Regions from separate parts of the Homo sapiens genome. Here region 1 is linked to region 2. A link is a loop called in an ENCODE intact Hi-C map of the cell type or tissue named here. Cell type or tissue: CD4-positive, alpha-beta T cell. All regions are shown on one strand. Each heading gives the region's core, and the rest is flanking DNA. Links, peaks and the distances in the headings are about the cores only.

Region 1 (2,929 bases), core at 250-2,749, 65 kb after region 2:
TTCAATTTATTATGTTGGCCCTTGAATTCACAAATTCAAAACTTGGTAATTACATTCAGAGATAGATTCTCTCTCAGATGTAGTAGAGAATTTAAGTAAATGCTTCCAGGGAAACAGACCAGAGTTACTTAGTAATTTATTTGTAGTTTAAACTCAGACATGTTATTTTATCTCTTTGAATCTCAGTTTATCCATCTGGAAACTGTTACCTGTAATTTATGCCCAAAGGTTTGTTCAAATGTGATATTCCAAGGAATACAACTGAGATGTGACAAATCTTCTGTATTGAATAAATGCTGGCTGTGATTAGAAGCAAGTATAGAGTCATATTTCCATCTAAAATTATGAATAACAAAAATAAAAGCTAACACCACATGCCAGAATCTGTCACCAATTCTGTGTGTATCTTCTCTCACTTTAACCTCATGGCAACTCTACAAAAAAAAAATATTATATCCATTTGTAAATAAGGGAAATAAGGCACAGAGATGTTAAGTAACTTTTCGGGGTCACACTATAAATAACTGACAAAATAAGAATTTGAATCCACTTAGGATGGCTTCAGAGTATGTGTTCTTGACTCTCAGTGTGCATCAACTGTGCTGAGTTGAAGCATTTGGTCAGGTATGACTAAGTAACAGCTGTTCTCCCAATGCAGAAAGGGAGAAATTCTGCATCTGTAAGTATGACACTCTGTGATAAATGATCTCCCTAACAGTCTCCTATCATTGTGGTGTATATGAAACTGCCCAATTTTTACAAAGAACTGAGCCTATGAACATTTGTCTTATCTGAGTTCCTTTGTCAGGAAACCCACCATCGGGCCCCGCAGGTGGTAGCAGGGAACTGAGGCTTTCCTGATCACCACACCTGGTCAAGGAGACACAGCTGCTGCCTGTTGACCAAATCCTCTTCCTTGTCCCTCTTGTTTTCTGTCCCTCCTATATAAACTTTTAACTTTGGTTGGTTAGGGAGAGGGAGGGATTTGACAGTCAGGCTGACATCACCCTCATGAAAGCCTTTCTTCCCAGGCAATGGGCAATACTCATTTTTGTGCTGCAAGCAACTAGACCTTGGCTGAACCCCTGGTGTTCAGCAGCATATACATCCATTTAAAAGAATACCCTTATATGTGCATATAACAGATTGCCAACAGAAGTCATAGAGTTTGTTTTTACTATAAGTTTTTATGTAAATCATTCAGCTACTGTTTAGACTGTTTGGAGGACACTCATTTTCAGTGTCGTCCTGAGCATGTAGTTTAATTATAATATGTATTTGCTGCCATCTTGTGGTCAATGTTTAGAATTACCCTTGGGGTTGATGAATTTACTAAACCGTGAGATGAATTAAATAACTTATTAGCCTAGCACTGGGTAAAACCATGGTTTTGTAGGTTTTGATAGTTTCAAACAAAAAAAAATATTTTAGTCATGGCTATGTCTAACTGATAAGCAGAGAGGACACAACACATCTACCAGTGTATAGCCTCTCTGGGCTGGGGGAATACCATGGCATTCACTACTAAGAACAAAAAACCAAACACCGCATATTCTCACTCATAGGTGGGAATTGAACAATGAGAACACATGGACACAGGAAGGGGAACATCACACTCTGGGGACAGTTGTGGGGTGGGGGGAGGGGGAGGGATAGCATTAGAAGATATACCTAATGCTAAATGACGAGTTAATGGGTGCAGCACACCAGCATGGCACATGTATACATATGTAACTAACCTGCACATTGTGCACATGTACCCTAAAACTTAAAGTATAATAATAATAAAATAAAATAAAAAAAGAAAACTTACCGGAACTGGAACTTATCTGGTTAAAATATAGCAGGATGTTTGCACTTTGAAGATGATGTATAGGACATTACCTCTGATTAATGTTGGTGAGATACTCCTTTTTTGAGACATATTCAAAATTAAAATTAAAGTTTGTATTTATGATCGTACCAAAGCTCTGAATTCCAGCTTTAACAAGTGACTCTACTTAGGTTCTAATATTGTGTTCAGAAACTTTTTTTTTTAAAGAAAATCTCTGCCTGGTAATTGTGGTTAACTCTTCAGTCCTATTGTTCCTTAAATTTGCTGTTGCTACTTCTAATCCTATACATGTCCTATGCATTGTTTGTGGAGCAGCTGAACTCTCGTATTTCCTTTGAAATATTTCTCAGTTTTACTGGTACACTTACTTTTATCGTCTTCTTGATATTTCATATCTTTTTGTGTTAGTACTTGAATATATGTATTCTTGTATTTTTCCAGTGTTTTTTCTGTATTTGCCTTTCATCTCCAATCTGAAATCGGAGGCTATATTTTTTACTTTTCTTTAACTCTGTTTGTACCTCCTAGGTAAACTTATTTGCTCATCTGGCAACCAAGGAATTTGGACTCTACTTCTCCAGCTCCTCAGATCTGGCCCACTTGCATTTTAATCTGGGCCCCAGTCCTTAAGATTTTGAATAAGCTACTCAATTTTTCTTAGGTTCAGTGTCATAATATGTAAAATGAAGACAATTTTATTGGGAGAAGGAAGTGAGTTAATGTAACAAGGTATTAGAAAAATGCCTGTAAATAATAAACACATGTATGTTGGCTACAACACCATGCAGGAATGCCTATGAAAGCTATTGATTTTTATTTTTAGTTCAAATACCCCTTTGGATTTTAAAGTGATTAAGAGATAAATCTCAAAATCATTTATGTATTTCCTTGTTTCATCCTCTTCATCATTTGCAAGAGAAAGGTGCTCCTTAGAATCACCCTCCAGAGCCTGCACTATTTCTAACCCTTGTTGCTACAGGCCGGTCCAGGGTTCAAGGAAGCAGGCTGAGGGTGCTCATGAAACTGAGTGATACTGCTGGATAACAAATGTGAGGGTAATCACCTAAACACCTGAGACTTCCCTAAATTTGTCTT
Region 2 (2,929 bases), core at 234-2,733:
TGAAACCCGACCTTTACTGAAAATACAAAAATTAGCCAGATGTGGTGGTGCATGCCTGTAATCCCAGCTACCTGGGAGACTGAGTCATGAGAGTCACTTGAACCTGGGAGGTAAAGGCTGCAGTGAGCCAAGATCGTGTCACCTCACCCCAGCCTGAGTGACAGAGAGAGATTCTGTCTTCGAAAAAAACAAACAAGCAAAACTATACCAGCAAAAAGAGGTTAGGAAATCTGTGCAGTGGCCTGATATGGCCTGATGAAGCATACCATCTGCTTGACGATATGCCATGGAAGTTAAGGAAACAAAATGTCCCAATAGGTCAAATGACTGGCCAGGAAAGGACAATGGATAAGTTCCTCCTAGAAACCAGAACCAGTCTAACCAAAGAAATAGGGCTGCTGCCAGGTCAGGGAGTTCTTGAAATTCTGATCCAGAGTGATTTATTTCATAATTGTAATGAATCAGTGGCTTTTTCTAGGTGAGTATTTTTGTTGCAGTTGTCCTATTTCTTTTTCACTATTGTATATTGGCTATGTATGGAGTCAGGGGCTGGGAGGTATGAGAAAAATGACTGTGTTTTTGAGTTCATCGCTGTTCCGCCCCCACTGGATCACACAGAAAGAACTGTGCGTAATTCAGAGATATCCAGTTTTTAGTAGGGTGCAGTAACTGGACATTTGATTGTATCGTATCTCTTGGAGAACAGATGTTTTCTTTTTGGAAAGCAAAACAGAACAAAACAAAACATGAATACTTGTACATGGATACTTGGGAGGCCAGCATGGCAGTCTGTCAGAAACCATTAATTTTCTTCAGTGTTTTTCCCCTCCTTACTTCCTTTCAGCAATAGAATCTATTGATTTTTAGTTTGGCACAAGGTATGCAGCTAGAGAGAATACATCCCCAATCTACCCTTGCAAAATAGGCCTTATCTCACAACTAATGCCAACAGGTTACATGAAAACAAATCTCTAAACTTTTTGAATCATGTATTGAAAAGAAAACTAATTGCCTTTCAAGAACTTCCCCCTTCAGGTTGGCAATCAAGTAGCAAAAGCTTGAACAGTGGCCTCATACCATACACAGACTGAACCCCCTCACTGGGAGTAACAGATCTGTTTCACCAGTTTGGTTCCCTAGATGACCTTAAAAAGGAAAGCCCATGTTATTTGCCCTGGATTCTCATGTGAGAGAGCGACATGTTTTATTCTTGTTTCAACTACTCAAGTTTTGGTTCCATTAATCCTAACTCCTACATCTTTCCTGGGATTACTATGATATTAACATTCTGCTTAAAATATGTTGAAATTTCAGATGTATTAAGATTCATATTTGAAGCTCAATTATTCAGGATATTGAATATCACAATTGATCTGCGGTTATGGGACATAAGACATTATAGCTGGGAAAGGTTAATCTGCATTTTTACTCTTAATTACTATTCTTGTTAATAGCATTGCCCTAAACTACCTCTGTCTACAGAATAAAGCAAAATATTTTCCAATAAGTGTTTTTGTTTTTTCTACATTTCTTATCATTTTATCTTCTGTTTTCTAATAGAGAATTTTTATCTCTATTTTCCCATTATTAAACCAGCTATGTATATATATTTTATTTATCTCAAAAACCAAGTTTTAGAACTTACCAGTTATATTATCTATTTATTAAATAATGCCTGCCTTAAAAATAAAACAATTACTTATTTACAACTTGGGTTTAACTTGTAGCTCTTTTTCTAGCTGGCATTTGTGTGTAATCTTGTGCATTGATATGCACACAAACATAATTCTTACCTTGAGTTTAATTTCTTTTCTTTTTAAAAATTCCTTGGGTTTAATAAGTGTCTTTCATTTCTCTTTTTTTTGGTCCTATTTAGTATAACATTTCCCCTTAGCAGAACTTTAATGGTACCCATGAGTTCTTTATATGTAATTATTTTTCTCAGTTTATTTGGGCATATTTATTGTTTGTTTGTCAACTTTCATTCCACCCTTTCCCAACAAATTAAGTTTTATCTTTTGGGTTTCAAATTATGAAACAATAGCAAAGTTGGACTAAAATAAAAAGATTCAGTTTCTTCAGCTCACTTTCTTTAATAGGCAACTTAAGAATATGTCCTCCCTAGATAGCACAATGGTGAAGTTCAAATGAGAACTTGAACAGGCAAATGCGTGACCAAACTAAAATGAATTGCTGTGCTGATATTAAGAGTTCCTGATGGCCTGCTGCTTGTCCATTACATAGGTCTTGATCTAGGAGTAGATTTTAACAAAAGTCACATCGAGATGTAAAAGCATTAAGCTGACTTAAGGGCCATGGACAGAAAACAGAAGGAAGTAACACTATATTAACTACATGTTGCTGAGGGCCTCTACTCCAGGAAGGATTTTACCTTCCAGAAGCTCTAGACTGGCACCGCCTCCAGTGCTGACATGGCTGACTTTATCTTCAGTGTTCCATTTGGCACAGCAAGTAGCAGTGTCTCCACCCCCTATAACAGTGATGCAGCCCTTGGAAGTGGCTTTCACAATTTCATCCATGAGGGCTTTGGTTCCCTTAGCAAAGGCATCCCATTCAAATACTCCTAACGGCCCATTCCAAACAATTAGCCTTGCTTGAGCCACAACTTGAGCATGATTCTTGTTGCTCTCAGGACCACAGTCCAAACCCATCCAGCCAGGAGATATGCCAGATGCTACAGTGGCTTTTCCAACCTGAGCGTTCTCGTCAAACTTGTCCCCAGTAACAAAATCAACAGGAAAAGTAATCCTTACACCATTCTTTTGTGCTTTGGCCATGATATCTTTAACGATCTTGGCTCCCTCTTCATCAAACAGGGAAGCACCAATCTCCATGTTGTTGAGTACCTTAAGGAAGGTATAAGCCATTCCACCACCAATAATCATCTCATTGACTTTGTCCAGCATAT

Evidence for each region. Peaks named below come from ENCODE experiments on the same cell type or tissue, not always from the same donor. Only the 100,000 strongest peaks of a DNase experiment are listed, where the experiment ranks them.
Region 1: a loop joins it to region 2, with 2.2 times the contacts of the local background. A loop is called at or near these places in 2 of 110 quality-filtered maps.

Annotation. Positions count from the first base shown.
Region 1 is chr6:49,848,468-49,851,396 of GRCh38, forward strand. The region is part of intron 3 of CRISP1 (cysteine rich secretory protein 1); the gene reads right to left. Among named protein-coding and RNA genes, the nearest start is that of CRISP1, 17 kb to the right of the region's middle. In CD4-positive, alpha-beta T cell, for the core only: a CTCF peak has its summit at 1,316 (motif pointing left); no DNase peak of the experiment used is centred there.
Region 2 is chr6:49,783,583-49,786,511 of GRCh38, forward strand. PGK2 (phosphoglycerate kinase 2) reads right to left here. Exons shown (of 1, transcript NM_138733.5): 1 at 2,078-2,929. The coding sequence ends at 2,352. Among named protein-coding and RNA genes, the nearest start is that of PGK2, 2.2 kb to the right of the region's middle. In CD4-positive, alpha-beta T cell, for the core only: no CTCF peak of the experiment used is centred there; no DNase peak of the experiment used is centred there.